Regions from separate parts of the Homo sapiens genome. Here all the other regions are linked to region 3. The links are chromatin loops, found by intact Hi-C in ENCODE. Cell type or tissue: mammary epithelial cell. All regions are shown on one strand.

Region 1 (5,000 bases), 590 kb after region 3:
GGCATACCTTGGAGATATTGAAGGGTCAGTTCCAGACCACTGCAATAAAGTAAATATTGCAATAAAACAAGTCATACAATTTTTTTGGTTTCCTAGTGCCTATAAAACTTGCATTTACACGAACATGTAGTATATGGCATCATGTCTAAAAAACAATGCACACACCTTAATTTTAAAATACTTTATTGTGAAAGAGGCTAATGATCATCTGAGGCTTCAGCAAGTAATAATCTTTTTGCTGGTGGAGAGTCTTGCCTTGATGTTAATGGGTGCTAACTGATCAGAGTGGTGGTTGCTGAAGGTTGCGGTGGCTGTGGCAAAGTCTTAAAATAACATACAATGAAATTTGCCAAAATCATTGACTCCTCCTTTCACAAAAGATTTCTCTGTAGACTCTGATGCTACTTGATAGCATTTTACCCACAGTAAAATATTCAAAATTGGAATCAATCTTCTCAAACTCTGCTGCTGCTTTATTAAGTTTATGTAATTTTCTAAATATTTTGTCATTTCAACAGTGTTCATAGCATCTGCACAAGAAGTAGATTCCATCTCAAGAAACCACTCTTTGCTCATCCATAAGAAACAACTCCTCATATGTTCAGGTTGTCTCATGAAATTATAACAATCCATTTACATCTTCAAGCTTCACTTCCAATTCTAATTCTCTTGCTATTTCTACCACATCTGCAGTTAACTTCCTCCACTAAAGTCTTGAATGCTCAAAGTCATCCACAAGGGTTGGAATCAACATCCTTCAAACATTTTTACCTCTTCCCATGAATCACAAATATTCTTAATGGCATCTAGAATGGCAAGTCCTTTTCTGGAAGGTTGTCAGTCTACTTTGCCCAGATCCATAACAGGAGTAACTATCTATGGCAGCTACAGCCTTACAAAATGTATTTCTTAAGCAATAAGACTTCAAAGTCAAAATCACTCCTTGACCTTACTGAATGGATAATGTGTTCACAAGCATGAAAGCAACATTAATCTCCTTGTATATGTCCATGAGGGCTCTTGGGTGACCAGGTGCATTGTCAATGAACAGTAATATTTTGAAAGAAATCTTTTTTTCTGAGCAGTAGGTCTCAATCGTAGGCTTAAAATATTCAGTAAACCATGCTGTAAACAGATGTGCTTTCATCCAGGCATCATTGTTCCACTTATAGAGTATAAGTAGAGTAGATTGGGCGTAATTCTTAAGGACTCCAGGATTTTCAGAATGGTAAATGAACATTGGCTTTAATTTAGTCATCAGCTGCATTAGCCCCAGACAAGAGAATTAGCCCATCCTTTGAAGCTTTGAAGCCAGACATTGGCTTCTTTCTAGCCATGAAAGTCCTAGATGGCATTTTCTTCCAATATAAGGCCGTCTGTCTACATTTAAAGCCTGTTATTTAATATAGCCACCTTCATCAACTATCTTAGCTAGATTTTTTGATAATTTACTGCAGCTTCTACATCAGGATTTGCTGCATCACTTTGCACTTTTAAGTTATGAAGACAGCTTCTTTCCTTAAACCTCATGAACCAAGCTCTGCTAGCTTCAAACTTTTCTTCTGCAGTTTTGTCACCTCTCTCAGCCTTCATAGAATTGAAAAGAGAGTTAGGGCCTTGCTCTGGATTAGGTTTTGGCTTAAGGGAATGTTGTAGCTGGTTTGATCTTCTCTGCAGACCACTCAAACTTTCTCCATATCAACAATAAGGCTGTTTCACTTTCTTATTCATGTGTTCACTGGAGTAGCACTTTTCATTTCTTTCCATAACTTTTCATTTGCATTCACAACTTGACTGTTTGGCACAAGAGGCCTAGTTTTTGGCCCATCTCATCTTTTGACATGTTTTTCTCACTAAGTGTAATCGTTTCTAGCTTTTGATTTAAAGTGACAGATGTACTACACTACCTTTTACTTGAACACATAGAGGCCATTGTAGGGTTATTAATTGGCCTAATTTCAATATTGCTGTTTCTCAGGGAATAGGGAGGCCAGAAGTAAGGGAGAGAAATGGCAGAAATCCTGGTTGGTAGGGCAGTCAGAACACACATAACATTTATCAACTGAGTTTGCTGTCTTATATGGGCACAATTTGTGGCACACCAAAACAATTACAATAGTAACATCAAATATCCCTGAAAAACAGATCACCATATCAGATATAATAATAAAAAAAGTTTAAAATATCGCAAGAATTACCAAAATATGACAGAAAGACATGAAATGATCATGTTGGAAAAATGGCATCGACAATCTTGCTTGAGGCAGGGTTGCCACAAACCTTCAATTTGTAAAAAACACAATATCCCCAAAACAGAATAAAGAGAATTGCAATACAACAAGGAATACCTGCTTATATTAAAGCAGCAATGTATATCTTTTACCACCAGCACTTAGCCAGAATAGTGAGTGTTCCAGAGCTGGGGTTTATTGCTATGTGATGTGATCCTGAAATTCATTTCAGGATAAATTAGGCTTTTAGAATGAAAAACTAAAATGCATACTTTCATATGGCTAAGAAAAAAAAAAATATATATATATATATATAAAACCCACCCCATCTACCCCTACCCTAAACAGGCTTTTATTTCTAAATATAGATCTACATTTTAAGCAAAGCATGAATCAAGTCACATATTTAATGTCAGTATAATTTTAGAGGCATGCCAGAAAGAAAAAGGGGATGTGAGTACGTAAAACTTATTTATATTTTTATTTATGCTATTTCCTACAGATTGAAAATAAATTTTCAAGAGTACCACTTCTCCAGCTAATCTACTCTTAGTAGAGTCTGAAAATGCTGTGGTTATCTAGCAGTGCCCTCTGGTGTCCAAATGAATTGTTTTAGTTTGCCTTGAGGGAAAAAATAAGCCATTATATAATCAGACACGGCTATAATCAGCATTCATTCATTTGCCAAGTATTTACTGAGGGTTTACTATATGTGAGTTACTGTGCAAAGAGGCAAGATACAGAGATGTATTAAAAAATACATTTCTTGTTCTGTTCTTAAGGAGCCCAGTCTAACAGGGAGACAAATGTAAACTCACTTACAAAATTACTTAAATCACTTTATCTAGTTTTTCATTAAAATGAGACATACACAGCTGGGTGGCCTCCCTTTCCAAAAAGTTCTGGGCCATTATTCATGTTAGGATGTGTCTGGCTGGCTTTGGACAGAACAACTTTGGTGAAGTACACAGGGAACATTCTGAAATAGAGTAAACATCCCAAGACATACAGCAGGATTCAATCCTAGTTTAAAGAGTTGGGAAAGCGCCTTTCACAGCCAACCCCAAAAGACACTTCTGGTTTTGTAGTTATATAGGAGCCCACTGGTCAACAGATCCGACACACAAATCTGACATTATCCTTACACTTCTTTCTGAAAATGCTATTTTTCTAGAATTATAATGAAAGACCTCAAAATGAATCAAACGAGAGACTTAAGAAATCAAGAGACCCTAAGAATTTATCATAAACTGTTTGAGGATTCTTAGACCTGCAAATTTTCCACTAGAGTCACCCAAACACATATTGTTCTGAATAGGTCCATCTTCATGTCCTCTGGGGAAGCAGAGGGAGCCTGAAGGAGTTATGGAGACCTCCCACCAAGAATAAAAGTGAAATTCAAATACCATCAAAGGAAGGAGTCAGGAATGACTACAGATGAAGAATGATGCTTTATACTATTTTGTGATGTTCCTAATTTTCATCATTTTTCCATTCTTGTTATTGTTGTTTCCTAATCAGCCATGAAACCCTAGTGTGTAGGCAGGACCTATGACCTGCTTCCAATCAACAGAATACGGCAAAGGTGATGGGATGTATGTGATTACATTATATAAGGATTATAAGGTCCATCTTGCTGAGACTCTCCTTTGCTGGCTTTGAGGAAGCAACCAGTTATATTGAGAAGGCCCACGTGGCAAAGAGCTGAGGGTGGCCTCCTGCCAATGGCATATAAGCATTGAGCACTCTCAAGAAATTGAAGGCTACTAATAACCATGTGGGTGAAAAAGCTGACCCTTCCCCAGTCAAGTCTCAGATGAGACTGGAGCCCTGCCCAACACCTTGACTGTAGCCTCATGGAGGACCCAACTAATCTGTGCCCGGGTCCCTTGCCCACAAAAACTATAAGATAATAAATGTGTGCTGTTTTAAGTTGCTACATTTGTGGTAATATTATTTTGCAATGATAGATAACTAATACAGATTTCAAGACACCTTTTAATTTTAAAACATTTTTATTATAAAATACAAATAAAAACATTGAGAAAAGACAAAGTCATCCATTTTCTGCCTCCTATCCCACTATAACCAGTTAGTAATTTGATTTACTTTGTTATCTTTTTATCATATGCTTGGTCTGTTATTTCAGCCATGATTACACCCACTTATACACTTTTCCGTCTTGCAATTTTTACTTAAGGTAATATTTTCATGTTTTTAATAATATTCATTACTAATTTTTAATAAGTACATTATGTATCATTTGTATATATCTGTTTATTGACTATTTCCTAGACCCAGGGATGACAAACTATGGCACCACATTTGTAAACAAAGTTTTACTGGAACAAAGCCACGCCCGTATTGTTTATGTATTGTCTATGGCTGCTTTTGTGCTTCATACAGCAGTGTTGACAAGTTATGACAGAGACAGTAGGTTTAAAAACCTAAAATAGTTACTTTCTGGCCCTTTATAGAAAAAGTTTGCCAATCTTTACCCCAAACTTTAAAGTGGTTTATAATTTGGGCTACTAAAAGTAATGTCACTTGGAACATCTTTGTGCATATAATTTTTTATACTTTGTACAATTTGAGAGACATTAACAAAAGTGGAATAACTGGGTCTAATTAATGAAGACATTTTTACGGTTGATTCTCTCCCACACTGTTGTAATATTCAAGCTATGATATGTGATAAGAATGAAAAGGATAGCCCAGAACTCTTGTAGGTAACATGTCTCTGGTCCCTGTTACTTAAGACACGTAAGT
Region 2 (5,000 bases), 100 kb after region 3:
CAACCTGCAAAATCGAGGCAGCAAACCAAAAGGGCAGCAGATGGCCCAGTTTACTGTGGCGGGGAAAGAGTCATTTCCTGTTGAGCAGGGCACTTCTACTACTCCCTGGCACATGCAGCCAACCTGGGGGCAGGTACGGCAGAACGTGGGGCTCCTCCCAGTGCCAGTATAGCAGCTGGCCTGGGCACCTCGACTCCTATCGGGAAGTACCCTTCCCTACTTTGCTGGGGGATCTTCTTTTGAGACCTTCCTCAAAAGCATTCATAACCCTAATCCACAATTTTAAACAACGTACAACAAAAGTTGGAAGTTCTCACCCCCATCCTCCCCTAAGCTTCCCCTCCCCTTTTAATATATTATCTCTTTCATTCCATCCATTAAATGTCCTCTCCTTATTTTTATACTCAAAAATCAACATTAAACAGAAAATTTACATACACAGATTGGTTAAAATATTTACTTGTAGATTTATAAATAGTCTGCAGTCCCAAGGACAATTGGCCATGTAATCTATTGAACAACAGTGATCTGTATAAGTTTGGTCACAATGGAAAACTACAGATCCTGTAAAGGTTTAATATGCAGGACTTTAATAATGTGTAATTTCACACATGCAGGGCCTTTTACATGCCTGTGGACTTTGAGAATTCAGAGGAAACTGACTTCGTGAGAGAAATATGGTACTTGGCTTGTTTATAATTCCAATGCCAATCCACTTTACAGGGGGACACCCCAAATAATTTTCCAGTTGAAGGTAATAAAGTCATACTACAAACTGAAAGCAATCATAGGAACTGGAATGAATGTGATGACCTTTCTGGAGAAGCACCAGTGTTCAGAAAAGAGGTGCATGGTGAGGTCTAGAGAACCAGGGCTCTGAAGGTGGCCAGATCTTTAAAAGCTAGACTCTGCCACTTAATGTTTCTAAAGTCTGTAAGTAACTTAAACTCTTAGAGCCTTAGTTTCTTAATCTGTAGACTGAAGATAACAGAATTTCTCTCATAAAACACTATTATTATATCAAATGAGATTAAGTAAGATAGTGCAAGTACCTGGAACATGGTGGATATTCAATAATTCTTAGATACTATTAATTATCCTCATGAATAATATCAGAATACAATATTGTTCTGTTCTAAATTTATTATGTGTGTGCATATGTGTGTGCACACACTTCTGAAAAGTAACCAGGTCAACCTCAGAGTCTTGTCCTGAAATACTTTTTTGTTCTAACATCATGAGGTTTGACAGCAAGGATGGCACTTTTAAGGGTAGTCTAGTCTAGCCCTTCATTTTACATCAGTGGTAACTAACGTCTAGAGAGAGTAAAGGACTTGATGAAGTTCATACTGTTAGTGGCATAATTAAAGCCTATCCTTTGATCCAGGTCTCCTTCCTTTCTACTGTGGAACTTCTGTAGGTAGCAGAACGAAAACAGGTGAATTTTCAAACCTCACCTTCTAATTCTGGACTGTGTGCCGTGTAAGCAGCAGGTGAAACATGGCAGAGGTGACTCGCTGTGTCCTGTGATAGCTGAATTAGAAAAGACCCCAGCTAAGGTTTCCAGAGATCCCTAGTGCTAGCAATTCCTGAGCCTCTGGTTCATTCTACATATAACTGGCTTTCTTGGGTTTGCTAAGAAATGCAACTCTTCACTCTCTCAGCTTTCCAATTTACAGAATGTTATAGTATTATTGTCTCCTGTTCTCTTAGCCTTAGAGAATTATTATTATTAGGCCAGGTGTGGTGGCTCACACCTGTAATCCCAGCACTTTGGGAGGCTGAGGCTGGATCACTTGAGGTCAGGAGTTCAAGACCAGCCTGGCCAACATGGTGAAACCTGGTCTCTACTAAAAATACAAAAATCAGCCGGGCATGGTGGTGCATTCCTGTAGTCCCAACTACTTGGGAGGCTGAGGCAGGAGATCACTTGAACCTGGGAGGCGCAGGTTGCAGTGAGCTGAGATCACGCCATTGCTCTCCAGCCTGGGCATCAGAGCAAGACTTTGTCTCAAAATAAATAAATAAGTAAATAAGGAGAATTATTATTATTATTCTGTAAGACCAACAGCTGTGTTCTATCTCTTCTACCTAGTCCAGTCTAGGTATTTTGCATATATATTCTAACTCTAGAGTAGTAAGCAGTAGTTGTTATTATTACTTCTAGTTAGAAATGAGGAAACCAAGTTTCAGCAATTTGCCTAAGGTCTCTCAGAGGGTTTGAATTCAGGTATCTCCAATGTCAGAGCGCAGGCTGTAGATCCTGACCTCATTCAAGCATCCACGGTGAAATAATGCTAACAATGACTGTTGATCACCTCTGAGAATTCACTTTGTGCATAGTAACCACAACAGCCTTACGATATAAGTACTATTAGCATTTCTTGATTTTATAGAGGAGGAAACTAGGTCACAGAGTGGTTAAACTGCTCAAGAGCCCAAACCCCTGAGACTGTGTTCCTAAAATTCACCAGACAGTTAAATATTCTCTGTCCACCTTGTGGATTTCCACAATCTTCTTTAAGAACTTCCCCCAACCTTGTATTTTCTTTCCTAGATGGCTTGTTCCAAAAGAAAACAGAAATCTCCTCGAACCAGCCAACCAAAGCAGCGACAATGGATAGAGGATAGCCAGAGTTCAAGTAAAATCATTTTGAAAATATTTTCACAAGAAATCATTTTGCTAGATTACACTATTCTCTGCTTATAATTACCTTCAGACATTCAATTCAGGAATAATGTCAAGAAGGTGCCCATGTAACTAGACATGTAAAAAATGATAACTAGAATTTGCTTTCTAGTCTGACGGCCTGAAATTATGTATGCTAGGGGGAGCTGTTGAACAATTTTAAGGTTTTTATCCATTTGGTATTTTTAGAGTTGCATGTGGTAGTGCTTTGGGGTAGGATGAGCTTGTAATTTTTAATTAAAACCCATTTAACCTCAGCTTGGTAACTTTTAACCAACACAATGTTTTGCTGCAGAAGACATTTTAAAATAAGTTGTATTCATTACATGTGCAGTTAATTTTTATTCATGCAGAAGCATTTATCACCCATTGTTTTTTCTCCTATCACATTTAAGAACTTGATTAAAAGATAACACAACATAGGTGTTAAACCTAAAGAAAGAGGCAGTGTCTCTAGAGCATTATTGATGATGGTAAGATGTGCATCTCATAGTAGTTAACAGAATCTCTAATATAGAGGAAGCAAAGAACCAAAACCTTGGCAATCAGGAAATCTTAGCTCTAACTCTCTTGCTCCACAATTCAGCTAAATGACCTAAGTACTTGTTAATAAATCATGATGCAGAAAATACACAGGACTAGGAAGGTTAGAAAGCAGAGCACCACTTATGCTGAACTGACACAACTTTGGTCATGTAGGCTCAGTCAAAAATAGAAAATGTGATGTAAACATAAAAGGTCACACAATAGGCAGAACTACCCCAAAGTCTATATAATTAGGAATTAAGCACACGTGCAAATATATATCCTTCTCTGAACTTTCATTAGTGGTCTACAAAATTACTTGTTGTAGAACAGTGCCTACATCTACACAAAATAATTTTAGTAGTAAATGCTTAAATTTTTTGAATGAATAAAGATGATCAAGTCCAGCAGTTACAAGTTTGCAGCACTTTTAATACTTGCTTCTTAAAAGAAAATGAAGAAGAATCATTCGTGTGTGCTGAAAGGCGCTGTGTAGACAAATGACAATTTACCAAGATATCACTATGTTGCCTTAATTATTCCCTCGATGCTTCATACATTGCTTCTCCCGTATGGGGTGAATGACTTGAAGTAGGAGGCAATGTCTTTACACGCTGCTCAGATATTTCATGCAGCTGCTAGGGCTGTGCCAGGCAAAAGGAACTCAGTGAACACTTGTTGACTGATAAACTGTGCAGATGAAAATGTGAGCTACTTCCTATGTAGTTTATCCAAGTTTATGGGAACATTCCTGTGGTACGGGGAGAGATATTGCTATATAACTGCTGTTTAAAAGGTGGAGTGAACAACCTAACACCATTTGTTATAATTTACTCTTTGAAAATTACTAAGTCAAATATAATTTTTTTCTTTCCATTCTCAAGTCCAGGAAAATTGTTGCTTATGATTAGAAGATCTGACAGCTGCTGGAACACTGGGGCAAAGGGGTTTTCCTGCTTTCCATGAAAATATGTGAGTTACTCCATGTACTAGTTTTCTAGAACCATTTAGTTTGTTCTTAGAAATAGCTTACAGCAGCATCCACAACACATAGGTCCTTTTGCAGTTGGCAACAATGAAACTACTATTCTGGTACACGGGCTAAAAAAAGAAAACCTAAAAAAGGCCTTTTGGTGGGTGAAAAATGATCTTAGATAATTTTAAAAAAGAAAGAAAGAAAACTGGGGGTGGGGGGAAGTGCCCAAAGGAACATGTTTTTAAAAACCCCACTTTGGGAGGCCAAGGTGGGCGGATCATGATGTCAGGAGTTCGAGACCAGCCTGGCCAAGAGACTAGCCTGGCCAATATGGTGAAACCCCGTCTCTACTAAAAATACAAAAATTAGCCAGGCATGGTGGTGGGCGCCTGTAATCCCGCCTACTTGGGAGGCTGAGGCAGGAGAATTACTTGATCCCGGAAGGTGTAGTTTGCAGTGAGCCGAAGATCACACCATCGCATTCCAGCCTGGGCAACAGAGCCAGACTCTGACTCAAAACAAACAAACAAACAAACAACCCTAGAAACATACCTGTTCAACAAAGTCAGACTTTTGGAATCAAAAGTTGCTTTTCAGGGAGCAACTTAAAAAGATTTAGGAGAGAAAACACTTTGAGAGGTACTGGGGCTAAGGCACATGATCTGAGTATGTCCTTTGATTCAAATCTACTGATCCTAAAATGCCAGGTCTTGGCTTTATCTCATCACTGACAGCACACTGTCATCCAGATAAAGTCTATCTGTTGGATTATACCAGCCCAGGATTATACCTATATCCCTGCTCAAGGTG
Region 3 (5,000 bases):
ATAGTGGAGTCTTTTGGATCCAGTAAGAAGTTTATATAAGATTTGAAGCTGATAAATCCTAAAGTGACCTCTTCCAAAATCTATTAATTCATGGCCTCTGAAGCTTAGCCAAAATCTTTGTTACTATTACTTCCCCTACCAGGAACATGTGGATACAGCCTACATTGACCCAGACATGAAACAGATAGAACTACTCATTCATTCGACACATATTTGTGAGTTATATCCCAGGCACTTTTCGAGGTCCTGGGGAAATAACAATGAACTAAGTAAAGTTCTAGACTCCATATAGCCTCTCTTCCAATTTAAATCAACAATTAATCGATAGAGGCTAGAGAGAAGCCAAATGGGATCAGAAATGGTGCTTTAAAAGACATTCATTCAGCAAAAAATCACCCAGAAGTTTAGATAATCTCTTTTGCATCTCATCTCAACCACTCAATCCCAGGTGTGGCCACAAATAGGCCTAGCACAAGTATAACAAGTGTTAAAGGGAGAGGGACATTATTTATCTGAACCTACAACTTTATCTTAGATAAAGATGGATTAATTATAATATAATGCTGACACCAATTGCAGTGAAAAAATTTCCCCCAGAGAGTCCCCCATTTGCAGGTACTGTTTATTAATAGATTGTCTATGGAGGAGGGATTTTAGCTGTAAAATTTGCAAATAAGACATTTCCCAGGGAGTGTTTCAGATTGGAAGTTTCCAGCAGTTAGTGTCTAACCATGCAAGTGGAATAGAGAGGTCTCTAAACTAAAACTGAGAAAGTATTCTTTGGGCGTTGGCCAGTAGAAGTTCACTGGTGACATAGGAAAGAACAGTTTCAGCCAAGAGCTGGAAGGAATGATACCAACATTGTCTTTGTCTTTGGTGGATTTCTAAGTCCCCAAATGGAAGTTGATGATAATCTACGGTTCTCCTTTGTGAAATGTCTCAGCAACTTGAAAGAAAGAATCTCTACATAAATCTAGCACTCTGTTGTTGCTTAGTCACTGTCAACCTGTTTTATTTTGTTGGTTTGAGTTACCTTAATGTTTCCTCGTTATAAATAGATAAGTTCAACCGACATCAAGATCTCTGACTGCAGTAGGATTCTGTGGGGAATCTGGAAGCACTACCATTTAGCACATTACTAAGACGTAACACATGCCCCATCCCCTGTCAGACCTCTGATTTGTGCATCGAATCCCCAGAATCCCCAGAACAATAATAGACTTTACTTTGTGATTCCTCTGGTGACACATTTCTTTTAGTTCTTCTGGCAGAGCTGGAGACTCGCACGACAAATTCACTCTGACGTTGTTTTCTAATTAGGTGCCTTGACACAGCAGGCATTCCAGTCTCCAACATTTCTTTTGTTTCTCTAATGTGCCAGAAAGCTGTCTGCTTTTTAGCTGCCTGACCTTTCAGAAATGTTACCTGCCCTGTAAAATGAGATAACACATGGAAGGCACCTGGCTCAGTCCGTGGCACCTGAGAGATTCTTGAGAAGTGTTCATTCCATTGCCCTGTTTCCTCTCTCCGCCTTCATACCTTCTGGTGCTTTAGTGAACCTCAAAGATAAAAATATTCCCGTTGTAAGGTTTACATTTTTCTTCATCCCAAAATAGAACTCAGTAACTCTATAAGCAGATACTATATGGATTCCACATTTCATTTCCTCTTATTCTCACAGGGTACCTTACAAGTTAGAAATTTGTATTGTCTCTGCTTTTTGGAGAAAGGAATCTTAACTTTTCTCAAGTAACCGAGGTTGCAGAGTGGGTCAATAAGGAACGTGGGACAAGAACCCGCATGCGCCTCTCTCCAAAAGTCTTCATCCTCAACCCCTGCACCAGACTGTCTTCCACACATGGGCTCTGAGCGGCCAGCACTGGATCTGGAGAAGCCACCACCCTGTCCTGTCCTCCAGGCAGAACGGAAGTGTGCCTGACCCCAGCTGTAAGCACCCGCCCTCTGTGGCCCGGAAAGAATCCAGTCGCAGGGCTTGGCCCTTCCCCATCCCCTCCTCTGGGCAGCCCGCGTTGAGTCCCATCTGGAACGTGGAGGAAGAAGGCCCTGTAGCAAACGCACAGCTAGACCCCCTCCCTCCCTGCCAGGCCTCCCTCGCCAACTCCATGCCCAATTTCAGCCCTGAGGGGCGAGAACAGCAGGTGCTCGGGCCGCCTTCGCCCTTGGTGTTCTGGGAGCCCATTGTCTAATTTTGCTCGGGCCTGGCCTGCTTCCTTTTTAGTCCTGCGCATGTGGGCAGAGTACAAGCTAATTGGCAGGGCTGTTCCAAATCCTAAAGAACGCGCGCGCTGCCTGCTCGCCAGCGGGAGGGCCGTGTGCCCAGCTTGCGCCCTGACATTTTCCGAGGCCTGGGCGAGGCCACCTGCCTGACGAAGGCTTACCAGGGAAAATCAGGTCCTGACAGCCTGACAGGGACAACCGCCCAGAGGATTCATCTGCTCGCGATGCCTGGTCAGCAAGGAGGAGACTCGACCTGGGACGAGGAAGAGGCCTTGAAGGGACAGAGGAGAGCGCATCCTCCATCCCCCGGCCAGGGAGAAGTCACGCGGACCCCCAGGTTGCTGGGCCGCGATGGGGGGAAGAGGAGACCACCCCCAGCTCCGCAGCGAGCGCCCTCACTTCGGGGAGACAGAGGCGTCGATCCCTCCTGCGGACGGCTGGGGGCGCTGCGCTTCAACCGAAGGCAGAGATCCTGGACCGGGGCGAGGCAAGCCCTCCCGGAGGAGAGGAGCTCTGAAGGGGGAAAACAGCTCTGCAGAGTGTAGAGGAGCCGGACTTTGCAGCCAGGTACCTCTGTGCAAGTCTCAGCTGTGCCTCTGAAGTAGCTAGCCGTTGCCCAGCACTGTGCTAAGGTCTTTTCATCACTGTGTAATTGAAGGCTCACAGCCACCCTTTAAGGAAAACGATCTTGTCGTCATTATTTTATAAGAAATGGAATGGAAGCTCAGTGCCACCCCTAGCCCATGGACACATTCCCAGAGAGCGGCAGTGTGTCTGGCCTGGAACTTAATGAATTCTGTCGGACAGAAGTCCATGCTCTTAACCATTAGGCCTCCCATACAAAGATACTTTGTACGGGGACATGAGACACAGCCTAATAGCACAGAAACTCACAGAGGACGAGTTTCTTAGTTTTGTCATCTCTGAAATGGGAATAATAATATTACTCCCACCTTGCAAGGCTTTGGGAAAGATTAGAGAGAATGTAAAAAGGTCCATGTGAGAGGTCCTCGTGGGTTAATGTGTGGGGGGAGTCCCCAGTCCCTCCCCGGGCACTCAGAGCGATGTGGGAAGACTGTGGAGCCCATGCTTATTGATGCTGTTTCATTTCAATTAAACCTCCGTCAGAAACATCGCATGACATCAAAATGGAAGAGATGTTGAGTCTGAACGGTGAGGTCATAGATTTTGTTTTTATTTATGTATTTTCCAAATAAAAATATGTATCATGTTTTCTCATCATAATTGTAATATGTGATGATGTATCAATTATGGAAAATACAGAAACTGTAAAAGAGGAAATGAGGAAAACCTTTGCTTCTCACTGTTACAGATAACTACTGTTCAAAATTATAGATAACAACTCTGGAGGCTGAGGTAGGAGGACTGCTTGAGCCCAAGAGTTCGAGGCTGCAGTGAACTATGATTGCACCATTGCACTCCAGTCTGGGTGACCAGCAAGATCCTGTCTCTAAAAAAAATAAAAATAATAAAAATTTTAAAAATATTTAATTAAAAAATTATAATGAATAATAATTTATTGTATATTTTAAAACAACTACAAGGAAAGAATTATAATGTTCATGACACAAAAAAAGATAAATGTTTGAGGTGACAGACATCCCAATTACCCTGACTTGATCATTACATGTTGTATACATGTATCAAAATATCACATGTACCCCAAAAATATATATAACCATGATATATCAATTAAAACATACTAAAAAAGAGCGATAACTACTCACTTTTCCTTTACTTAGAGTGTTTCATTAATACATTTACTGTTTTACAGAATTGGTATCACATTGTAGGTTACTATACTACACTTTTAAAATGTAATATTTCATAAACATTTTACCATGACATCAAATAATCTTAACACATTTAAGAATTAATGGTTGCCTTCCAATTTTCTTTGCAAAGTGGTTCATTATTTTTGTCATGGAAAAATAAATTTACACTTGAAAGAACTTTATTGTGTTAAAAAAATACTTGTAAGAGGGCTGCACTGCTTTGCCCAACAATGCAGTGTGTTATGTTTTATGTGTAGTGCAGGTCTGATGAAAGGTGATAAGCCTCCAGTAGTAACCATGATATGTGAAATGGAGATAAAGATGGTTGATTTTGTGAGGATTAAATGAGATCAGATAGGCAATGTGTCTCTAAGACAGTGTGGGCCATGGTGAATGCTGTCATGACAAAATTATGTTAGTCAAGGACATTGCTAAGAGAATAAGATGGGTGCTGGTTGGGGGTGACCTGGAGAATTGGAGGATAGCCCTGCCAGTGGCTGCTGAAGCCAGCTCCTACAGGATATCAAAAGCCAATGTTAAATACTCAGGAACTTTACAAGCTGGTTGTAAAAGCCTGTGAAATTTCACTGGTAGCTTGAAATCTGTTATGGTATGAGCATTTACACCACCAAAATTGGAAATCAGCAAATGCTATATTGTTCTCTATGTATGTATGTACTTTTCAGAGAGCTGATTTTACCAGCACACCACTAGCAGGGATAATTCAAAAGCTTTGCTTTTTCTCAAAGTGGTGGAGCCTGCAGGAAATGCTTGTGAGGGCTTGTAAAGCATTAGTAGATTTTGTTGAGATGGTGTGTGATAAACATGAGCTGAAATCTTGGTCTGATTGCTCTTGCTCTAACTGGAGGAAAGAATAGGGAAGCATAAGCGTTGGGGAAGCTAAAAGGGTAAACCTGGGGAGTTATTGTTTATGCTCCAAAAACAGAAATAACTGGATTAGAGGAT
Region 4 (5,000 bases), 440 kb after region 3:
GGCTCGATGTCAGATTCAGAAGAATTAAGGCAGAGCTATGCTCTTTGAGGAGAAACACATACAAGAAGTTCAAATTTTGTCCCCAAGTCTTCTTAAAGTTCAAGAAAATCTCTTCCCACTGAATTTAAATTAAGGCCTTATTTCCATGACATTTGATAATCCTTTATTGAGTATATCCTATGCACTGTGGGCACTTCTGTCCTCAACACTGGAGATGTTGCGAGTGAGAAGACACAATGCCTGCATTCAAAGAGCTTATGATCCACTCAAGAAGTCAGACAAGAGATAAACAATCTTAGCACAGGGTGTTACATGATCTGGAGAAGTAAGCCCAGGGTGCTGTGGGAGACAGAAGGGGAATCTGGGTGCAGCTGGAGGAAGCCTTCTGCCTAAAGATGGCTGATCAGCTCCTTCTGGGTAAAGAGGGTGGTCAGTTCTGTGTGGTTAACTTCTCTCTCTCCTTCCTGACAGAGAGGAGGCAGAGACCTGGGGGAAAGAGAATTGATTACAATCAGTGATTGTAATGGAAGAAAATTCTGCAAAAAAAACCCATGGTGATGTAGAAAGGGGAGAACTGCCTTCAGACAAGATGTTTTTAACGAATCTATGGAAGAAAAAAAGGTGGATGGAGGAGCAGTGCTGGGGAAGCAGGATGAAGCTGAAGCTTCCCAGACGGCCAGAAGGTGGGTGGAGAGAGAGGGAAGGAGGGGAGGCTAAGACTGAGAAGAGAGGCTCAGAAAGGCTCTGACGCTGGAACTCAAGCCTAGCAGAATTGAGAGCTGGAGTAGGATAGGCCAGAGAACACAAGAGGAGTCATTGAAAACCTTTGAGAAAAACTCTCGATGGGACCACCCACCCATGCCAGTGTATTCAGCAGTTAAGTGTCCATCTCCAAAATAAATCAGGTGTCCTTCAAAGCACTGAGTGGCCCCAGAGAGCAGACCTGCACCTTCTGGCACTTAGAAGTCCTTCTGAGTAGAGCAGGCTTTCTACTCCATCACCCTAATGCCATGGTTCTCCGCAGTGAGTGATTTTGCCCCCCCAGGACATTTGGGAGTGAGTAGAGAAGACATTTTTGGTTGTCTGTGAGGACAACAAACTTGGGGAAGGTGCTACTGGCACGTGGAGGGTAGAGGCCAGAGGTGCTGCGAAACATACTACACCGTGGAGGAGAGACTCAGACAACAAAGAATTATTTAGCCTCAAATGTCAATAATAAGAAACTCTAACATAAAGTTCTCCAGTTTACAAACCCCACCCCCACAAACTCCAAACAGTACTCCACAGCCATTTCAGCATTGTCACGTTTCAGTCATCAAGGATCTACTTAACCAAGTGCCTGGCCCCGCTGGATGCTGTAAGACGGGGGTCCCTAACCCCCAGGGCCACGGACTGGTATCTGTTAGGAACCGGGCTGCACAGCAGGAGGTGAGTGTGGGCCAGCCAGCATCACCACCTGAGCTCCGCCTCCTGTCAGATCAGCGGCAGCATTAGGCTCTCATAGGAGCATGAACCACACTGTGAACTGCGCATGCGAGGGATCTCGGTGGCTAAGATTCTGAACCATTCTACAGCGTAACACTGATGCTGTAGATTAATGGCAGGCTCTTTATGAGAATCTAATGCCTGGAAATCTGTCACTGTCTCCTACCACCCCTAGATGGGACCTTCTAGTTGCAGGAAAACAAGCCAGGGGCTCCCACTGATTCTACATTACAGTGAGTTATATAATTATTTCATTACATATTACAATGTGATAACAACAGAAATAAAGCACACGATAAATGTAATGGGCTTGAATCATCCCGAAACCATCCCCACACCCCGCTGGTCCATGGAAAAATTGCCTTCCATGAAACCGGTCCCTGGTGCCAAAAAGGTTGGAGACCACTACTGTAAGAGATGCTTTACGGCAGATCCATGACATGGTCACTGGGGACATGGAAAGAGAAAGGGTGTTTCCGTGTTGCTTTGAAAAACTCTGAGGCAATGCAACCAAAATTTTAAAAAGAAGAAAAAGAAAGCGTCTGAATTAGGAAAGAGCAAACAGCTTCGGTACATGCTACTGGGAAAAACGGCTTTTCAGGGTTGACCGCAGTACCTATCGATGGCCAGCAGAGGGCAGATGGGGCAAAAGAGCAGGAGAAAGGGAATTTCTGCCCTTCAGGGAGGCAATTCCAGTAAGAATACATGATTGTAAGTCAAGAGTCAACTGGAATTAAAAGCAGGAAATAGAGAAGGCAGTAGCTCACTGACTCCAAGACAATGCAGGTTTCACACAGTTGGGAGTCGAGGCCACAGAAGAACTAGGGAACCCAGGGCACCAAGGCTGAGGGGTAAGGGGCCAGAGTGGGCATGGGGCTTGGGTGGGAGAGCCCGATCCATTGCCAGGTGCTGTGCTCACCATACACAGGGGGAATAGGCCTCTGAAACACCTTCAGTGTTTGCCTCTGCCTCCTCTCAGCCTCCGCTTTGCTTTTTATAGGCCCAGTGCCTGGTATGACAATCAGAGGAAGCTGAAAAGCCTACCTGCAGGCCATGCAATGATGTGGGTGGATTTGGAAGAGGTGGATTCTGCTGGTGGGAAAGATGAAACCTGGCTTTGGTTGGTAGCAGGCTATTCTATATGTGAGTTTCTGCCCAACAGTTCCATGGTCGCCCTGCAAACCCAGCATCACACTGTAGTGTGTTTTGATCGCATAAACCTCCTTGAAAAGTCATTCTATAAGCACTTCTTGTTTTGTAAAAATAAAGTGTATTAGGGTTCTCTAGAGGGACAGAACTAATAGGATAGATGTATATATAAAGGAAAGTTTATTAAGGAGAATTGACTTACATGATCACAAGGTAAAGTCCCACAATAGGCCATCTGCAAGCTGAGGAGCAAAGAAGCCAATTTGAGTCCCAAAACCTCAAAGGTAGGGAAGCTGACAGTGCAGCCTTCAGTCTGTGGCCGAAGGCCTGAGAGTCCCTGGCAAACCACTGGTGTAAGTCCAAGAGTCCAAAAGCTGAAGAACTTGAGTTTGATGTTTGAGAGCAGGAAGCATCCAGCACGGGAGAAAGAAGATGGGCGGAAAACTCAGCAAGTCTGCTTCATTCTAGCCATGCTGGCAGCTGATTAGATGGTGCCCACCCACATTGAGGGTGGGTCTGTCTCTCCTAGTCCACCGACTCAAACGTTAATCTCCTTTGGCAACACCCTCACAGACACACCCAGGAACAATACTTTGCATCCTTCAATCCAATCAAGTTGACACTTAATATTAACCATCAAAGAAGAGTTAAGACATCTCTAGGGGAGTTTTCAGGGAATACCTGGAAATATTCTGGTGTCCAATAAAGGTAAAATTCTCATCAGAATCAACACACAGGGTATCTTCCCAAGCTCATTTTTATCATCACTGATGATAGTTACTCATTCTCCAAGTTTATTTCATGAATGTTTAGAATCAAGTCTAAACATCTCAGAAATCTCATTTATTAATAATGTATATCTAGCCGAGTGAGCAATGAGGAAAAGGTTTAATGTCCAAGATTTGGGGCTGGAGATAATATAACCTCTACCATGCTTACAGAATATAAAATGCTGGCCTAGTCTAGAAACCCAATCAAATGGCAACACAAAATGCAGACTACAAGTGTGGAATATTCTGATTTATTTGCTGTTTTAAAAAACCCTTTTTGCCTGATACCTATCAAAACCAAAAATAATCCTCTCACACAAGATAAGCGGGGATAGGAACTACACATTATTTAGGAGCTGGGCATTGTTGTAAGTACTTATTTGTTCTGGCATTTAATCCTCAGAACAGCCAACTGAATTAGTATTATTATGCCATTTTATAGATGAAGAAACCAATGTTCTAAGACATCACTGTAATAATCGAACAAGTTTTGTTGTTGTTGTTGTTGTTTTTAAGTGTCTTCTGTATCAGGAACTGAGCCATATTCTGGAGAAAAACAGAAACAATGACAGTGTCTCCCCCGTCTGCGGGATGTAGATATGTACACTGACAATTACATACTACAAATACTGTAATGGAAGTGGGAACACCTGGAATCTGCCTGGGTCAGGGACAATTTCATAGCGAGGTGACTCCAGCTGATTCCTAAAAGAATAGAGATTTTCCACTTTTCCCGTCTACTTGATGCTGTGATCTTATACTGTTGCAAAGTGATATCTCCAATTTCCATGGAAACTCCCTGCAGGCTAATTAGAATCCAGTTTATAAATTTAAAATAGGTAGAGTTTGATATTCTCTGATGCACACCGGTGTCTACTTCCTGCTGGCAGAGTTCTGTGGCCTTTTTGGGGATCCTTGGGATGGGACAAGGCTGATAAAATAACTTACCAGCTGGAGGTCACCACTCTTATCTAGCAATGGCATTCAATTGCTAGATAAGACACAAGTTGATAAGACTCAATTGACCCATGTGGCCCACCTGAAACGCCACATGGGGCAATTGAACCACCCGTCTCTTCCACCTGCCCTAAACTGCTACTACTTTTGGGGCTAAAGTGCCCTCTGCCCTTCACTGGTGGTTCTCAGAGCAGCTCTGGCCAGCTCGCCAGTGGCCCTGCCTGAGAATCCTCAGTGGAGTTCCATGTCTAGAGGAAGTCAAGGAAAAGAGGCCCACATTAGTGGAGAATTGCGCTCGTCTGTGATTGGTGGAGCCTCTCTAAGATTTTTCCAGCGTCAATATTCCCTTTCAAACATCATTAAAGCTAAAAGGAAAAGTCAGCACTAGATGTGAGGAAGCAGATTGGAGTCCTGTGTGTTATATGGCGACAACTGCCTCCATCGCAGGGCTGACTCACCGTCGTGTTATTGACCGGAAGAATATTTATTATCACAGGTCAAAGAATGAAGCATACTTCTCTCATTTCACTCAATTAATTTGTATAAAATGTTAGTTCATAATATGTGCTGTAATTTTCTTTAAAAACTTTTTTTTAAGTCAAGCTTTGTCAGCTATAAGAAGTGATGGACAGCAGCTAG
Region 5 (5,000 bases), 420 kb after region 3:
TGCCTACCTAGATGTTTTTAACCCCTCTCCCCATCTCTTCCAAGTAGTATCCTACATTATTGTTCAAGTGTTCACCTTTCCCTCCTGCCTTATGTTATATATCTGGGAAGAAGCTCTTCTCACCCAAAGTTCTAGAGATGGGCTCTCATTTGCTTCAGCTGATCAACACCCCCCACTGCCTAGCCATGGTCATTGATTTAGCGATGGCTATGTGGCCTTTTCTGAAATGGTTGACAAGAAAAATATCTCTCCTGGATGGTTTGCTTTGTGGATGTAAAGCTTGAAGCAGTTCAGCCACATTGACACGATGGGGATGACAGCCTTAGGATGAAAGGCAGAAAAATCTGCTCATTGCGGACAACATTGAGCCACTGGATCAACCTTCTCTGAAGTTCAAACAACTCCTGAACTTATCAAATCTGACCTCATCATTAAGTAGCTAGAAACTGATAACAATGTTGTTGTAGCCCAGAAGGTATTACTAGCATAGTTAACAATGCAAATTTTACTCCCTTATTAGAAAATAAGCTCTGACCACATTATTTGGCACATAGGAAATGCTCAATTAAAATATCATATGCCTATAATCCCAGCACTTTGGGAGGCTGAGGTGGATGGATCACCTAAGGTCAGGAGTTCAAGACCAGCCTGGCCAACATGGGGAAAACCTGTCTCTACTAAAAATACAAAAATTAGCCAGGCTTGGTGGCATGCGCCTATAATCCCAGCTACTCTGGAGGCAGAAGCAGGAGAATTGCTTGAACACAGGAGGCAGAGGTTGCAGTGAGCCAAGACAGCGCCACTGCACTCCAGCCTGGGTGACAGAGCAAGACTCTATCTCAAATAATAATAATAATAAAAGTTTAAAAATGGAGGGAAAAGGCCAGGTGCAGTGGCTCTCGCCTGTAATCCCAGCAGTTTGGGAGGCCAAGGCGGGTGGATCACGAGGTCAGGAGATCAAGACCATCCTGGCTAACATGGTGAAACCCCGTCTCTACTAAAAATACAAAAAATTAGCCAGGTATAGTGGTGGGTGCCTGTAATCCCAGCTACTCAGGAGGCTGAGGCAGGAGAATGGCGTGAATGTGGGAGGCAGAGCTTGCAGTGAGCCGAGATCTTGCCACTGCACTCCAACCTGGGTGACAGAGTGAGACTCCGTCTCAAAAAAAAAAAAAAAAGGAAGAAAAAATCTCATTCCACTCAAGACATATTATTGCTAAAAAGAACCAAAGCTAGAAGCAAAGGTAAAATATCACGTTTGTATTAGCAGAGTGGTGATGCCGGGGAGGGAGGGCAGGGGGTGGCAATTACTGCCTTGAGAGTTAAGGAGGAGTTGAAAGAAAAACTTATTTGGAGTATGTTTTCTCCCAATCACTCTTTGTGGCCAGAGATAAAAAACCTGAGAAGATAGGAACAGTTATCAGTAAACGGGTTTTCTCACATTTTCTCATCTACTCTTTCAAATTCTATTTCTGACAGCCAGAGGCACACAAGAGGGGCAAGCTAGTATACTTCTCTTCCTACTTTTTTTTTTTAGGACAGAGGAAACTACCTAATAGAGAAAAGAAATTAGATAGGGTCATATTAGAGCTCACGTCTGATACTGACTCATCTAAGAAACCATCGTGGCCCCAAAAAGCCTCCTACTATTGGTAACTGCCTTCCCTTTTGCAAAATGGGGTCAATAAACTAATATAGTCTTGCTGAGATGTTTGTAAAATCTGAAAATATAAATTATTTGAGAAATATTCAGGTACTGGTTGGAGAAAGAAAAAATTATACCCTAGAAGGAATAAAAACTGCGGTTTCCTTGGTCTCATTTCTAGGACTTGTGTGCAAGGCTAATGTATAAGTTGTCAGTGACACCCAGGAGCCCATTGCTAATGATCCTAAACAAATTTTAGAAATCAAACAAGGCATCATTCTGGCTAATAAAGGAGGTCATAAAATGAATACACCAATTTTCAAGCTACCATTGTGTGTCAGGAAGATTTTTCTTTATGGGGTGAGCACATTAACTTTTATGGTGGTTGATTTCCTTCTGAGAGTAGTAGTGTATCCCATTTAGCAAGACTTTGTGTAGCCTCAAGATGTGTGTGTTGTGTTACTGGAAGATAGAGAGTTAATAAATATGATACAAATTAGAAAGAGTGGCTCATCTGTGGGGAGAAATAAATGAGATGAACAGGGTGATTAAGAAAGGAAGTAGCTTATTCAGTGACTCTGTACTATGGTAAGATCCTCTAGAGCTAGAAGGAGGCCTGGATGTAAGCAGCCGGAAGGCCAGAGATTAGCCACAAAGTAAATACAAGGAAGAATAAATGAAATGAATGAGGTGATTAAGAAAGAAAGTAGCTTATTCAGTGACTCTGTACTGTGTAAGATCCTCTAGAGCTAGAAGGAAGCCTGGTTGTAAACAGCAGGAAGGCCAGAGATTAGCCACAAAGTAAGTATCTGGTGACCTCTAGGGCTTAGCCGGGGAGAACAAGGGTCAAGCTTATCATGGAAGTAATTAATCAAAGGCCAGTTACTATATGCACAAAGTGTGTAAAGAGGCAAATGAGAGGATCTCTGCACTCCAGAGACTTATAATCTATTAGGGAGACAGATATGCACATAGAAAGATGATATTTCATACTCAATATTGGCAATTAAAGGCTAATGGAGTTATAGTCCTGATGTTGCAGGAGCTCAGAGGATTGCTCTGGGCTTGGGTATCTGGGGAAGGAGAAAGGCTATGGTTTTGAGCTAGACTTTACAGAGATAGTGCTAAAAGGTTGGGTGGGTGAGAATGTGTGCAAAAGGAAGTCAGAGAGATAGAGGGAAAAGACAGGAGAGATGGTGCCCTGTGGATTCTGGGACATCTATGGACTCCCTGCATATTCACAAATTGTTCCTTCATTTCTTCCTTTTAAACAACTATATTTTATGTAAGGGAAGATAAGTTCAATGAACAAAAAGAAGACAAAATGTTAAGGAGGCCTTCTAAAAATACTTAACAAGAACAATTCTATTGTGTTGGCTTTCTATGACTTCTATAATTATACTTGCTACCTCAATGCAAGAGATAGGAAAGAAAGAAAAAGTAGCTCTGACTATGACAGTAGCCCTTAGTTGACTAAAATGTGGCAGCAGTCATTCCTGAGAACTTAAGAATAGCAGTAACATCATTATCTGAGATTTGAATTCACTTCAGGCACAATAGAAAATATATTTTTTTAATTTTCTGGACATCTTAGGAGGATATTTTAGATCAGAAATCATGTTGAGGAATTAGACATTAAGCCCCAGGACAAAGCCATTCACATGTCAATCTTTGTTGTCATCTGTCCTATTGCCAACACAGGCCTCAACATTATCAAGCGGACAGAGGGAAAGAATGATAATGTGGAAATGATGACTATATTTTCTGGAAGTGTTAAAGATTGCAGAGATCTTTCCTGGAATTGCTGAATGGTTTCTATCTCCTTAATGAGCAACACCTTTTTAGGAAGGCAGTAGTTGATGTCATCTGGACTGTCGAGTCCTATTAAAGATGAGATCAGTATCAACTCAACTCCTTTTAAGGTAAAATCTTCTCAGCCCTTGGAAAGTTCAAGCCCAGTGTACAAAGCTTAAGTCATGATCTTATCCTTTTTATTTCTTCCTTCACCTACAGACCAGCCTCTGCCAACCTTCCTTCTTGGAGAATGGCATCACCATCCATCCCACGACCTAAGCCCCAAACCCAGACTCCTGTCTCTGCTGCCCACCCTGATCCCTGCTTGTCTCATGTCTACTCCCTTAGCATTTCCGCAGTCTGCCTCTTCCATCCATCTCCACTGCTGCTGCCCCTGGTCAAACCCTAACCATTGCTCAACTGGAATAGCATAACAGTCTCCCAACTGGCCTCCCTTGCTCTCCTGCAATGATTCTCCATCACAAACCAGGAGTTATCCCTCAAAAACACAATTCTGTTCATGGTACCCCGCTAACAAATCTTTCACTGCTTCTAGGATAGGGTTCCCACCATTCAGCTGGCATGGAAGAGTATTCACGATCTGGCCCTAGCCTACCTCACGAACCTTACCTCTTTCCACATCATCCATTTTCTATGCCCCACAGTCCAATCGGGCCAAATTATTTTCATGATCTCTGGACACATCCCACTTCTTCCTTCTTCATATCTTTGTTCAGGCTGCTCTTTCTGTCTGGAATGTTCTTGGTGACTGTGTCTACCTGACCAACAAAGCTTGTCTTTGAAGACTCAGCTCAAGAGTTTTCTATGAAGTCTTTCCAAGCTGCTACTGTAAGTAAGAAGAATCTTTTATTTTATTTTTTTTAAGAGACGGCATCTAATTTTGTTGCCCAAGCTGGAGTGCAGTGGTGTGAGCATAGTTCACTGCAGCCTCAAACTCTTAGGCTCAACTGATCCTCCCACCTCAGCCTCCCAAGTAGCTACAGGCACGTGCCACCAAGCCTGGCTAGTTTTATTTATTTATTTATTTTTATAGATACAGGGTCTCAATATGTTGCCCAGGTTGGTCTCAAACTCCTAGTTTCAGGTGATTCTCCCACCTTGGCCTCCCAATGTGCTGGGATTACAGGCATGAGCCACCGCACCCAACCAGAAGAATCATTTCTCATTTAGTGCTGCCCTCACATCTGTACAATCTTCTGGTATGATATATACGTATTGTGCTTTCTGGTTTACATGTCTGTCATTCCTTTTATGCTGAAGATGAGAGAAGATGCCACATTCATTCTTGTGTTGTATTTATATTTGTATTGCCAGTTGGTTCCATGTTAGGCTCTGCCAAAGGAAGTGCTAGAATGAGGCTGCAAGACTGGAGGAGAAAGAAGAGACATGCTTCTTTTTGGCTTCTGGTCTACCTCCCGTTCCTGTGAGCATCACTCTAGCAATGCTTCTTTGCCTTCCTGCATCAGCAGCTGAGTCAGGTCTGCAATGTCTCCAGCCCTTGCAGAACCAGCATCATTGTGCCCCCCAGACAGACACCAGC

The links. Peaks named below come from ENCODE experiments on the same cell type or tissue, not always from the same donor. Only the 100,000 strongest peaks of a DNase experiment are listed, where the experiment ranks them.
Region 1: it touches region 3 in a loop (12-fold over the local background); 76 of 110 quality-filtered maps call a loop at or near these places.
Region 2: it touches region 3 in a loop (6-fold over the local background); 49 of 110 quality-filtered maps call a loop at or near these places.
Region 4: a loop joins it to region 3, with 8 times the contacts of the local background. A loop is called at or near these places in 21 of 110 quality-filtered maps.
Region 5: a loop joins it to region 3, with 8 times the contacts of the local background. A loop is called at or near these places in 35 of 110 quality-filtered maps.

What each region holds. Positions count from the first base shown.
Region 1 is chr1:184,073,440-184,078,439 of GRCh38, reverse strand. It overlaps TSEN15 (tRNA splicing endonuclease subunit 15), which reads right to left. Exons shown (of 5, transcript NM_052965.4): 5 at 4,228-5,000. Among named protein-coding and RNA genes, the nearest start is that of TSEN15, 24 kb to the right of the region's middle. In mammary epithelial cell, a CTCF peak has its summit at 2,824 (motif pointing left); no DNase peak of the experiment used is centred here.
Region 2 is chr1:184,561,340-184,566,339 of GRCh38, reverse strand. The region is part of intron 3 of C1orf21 (chromosome 1 open reading frame 21); the gene reads right to left. Among named protein-coding and RNA genes, the nearest start is that of C1orf21, 180 kb to the right of the region's middle. In mammary epithelial cell, a CTCF peak has its summit at 2,818; no DNase peak of the experiment used is centred here.
Region 3 is chr1:184,661,828-184,666,827 of GRCh38, reverse strand. LOC105371648 (a long non-coding RNA gene) reads right to left here and starts at 2,486. Exons shown (of 3, transcript XR_007066768.1): 1 at 2,400-2,486; 2 at 1,227-1,559. In mammary epithelial cell, a CTCF peak has its summit at 2,669 (motif pointing right); no DNase peak of the experiment used is centred here; H3K4me3 peaks cover 425 bases.
Region 4 is chr1:184,219,874-184,224,873 of GRCh38, reverse strand. No RefSeq gene overlaps it. Among named protein-coding and RNA genes, the nearest start is that of C1orf21-DT, 160 kb to the left of the region's middle. RefSeq lists an enhancer at 908-1,441. In mammary epithelial cell, a CTCF peak has its summit at 2,109 (motif pointing right); no DNase peak of the experiment used is centred here.
Region 5 is chr1:184,240,078-184,245,077 of GRCh38, reverse strand. No RefSeq gene overlaps it. Among named protein-coding and RNA genes, the nearest start is that of C1orf21-DT, 140 kb to the left of the region's middle. In mammary epithelial cell, a CTCF peak has its summit at 2,463; no DNase peak of the experiment used is centred here.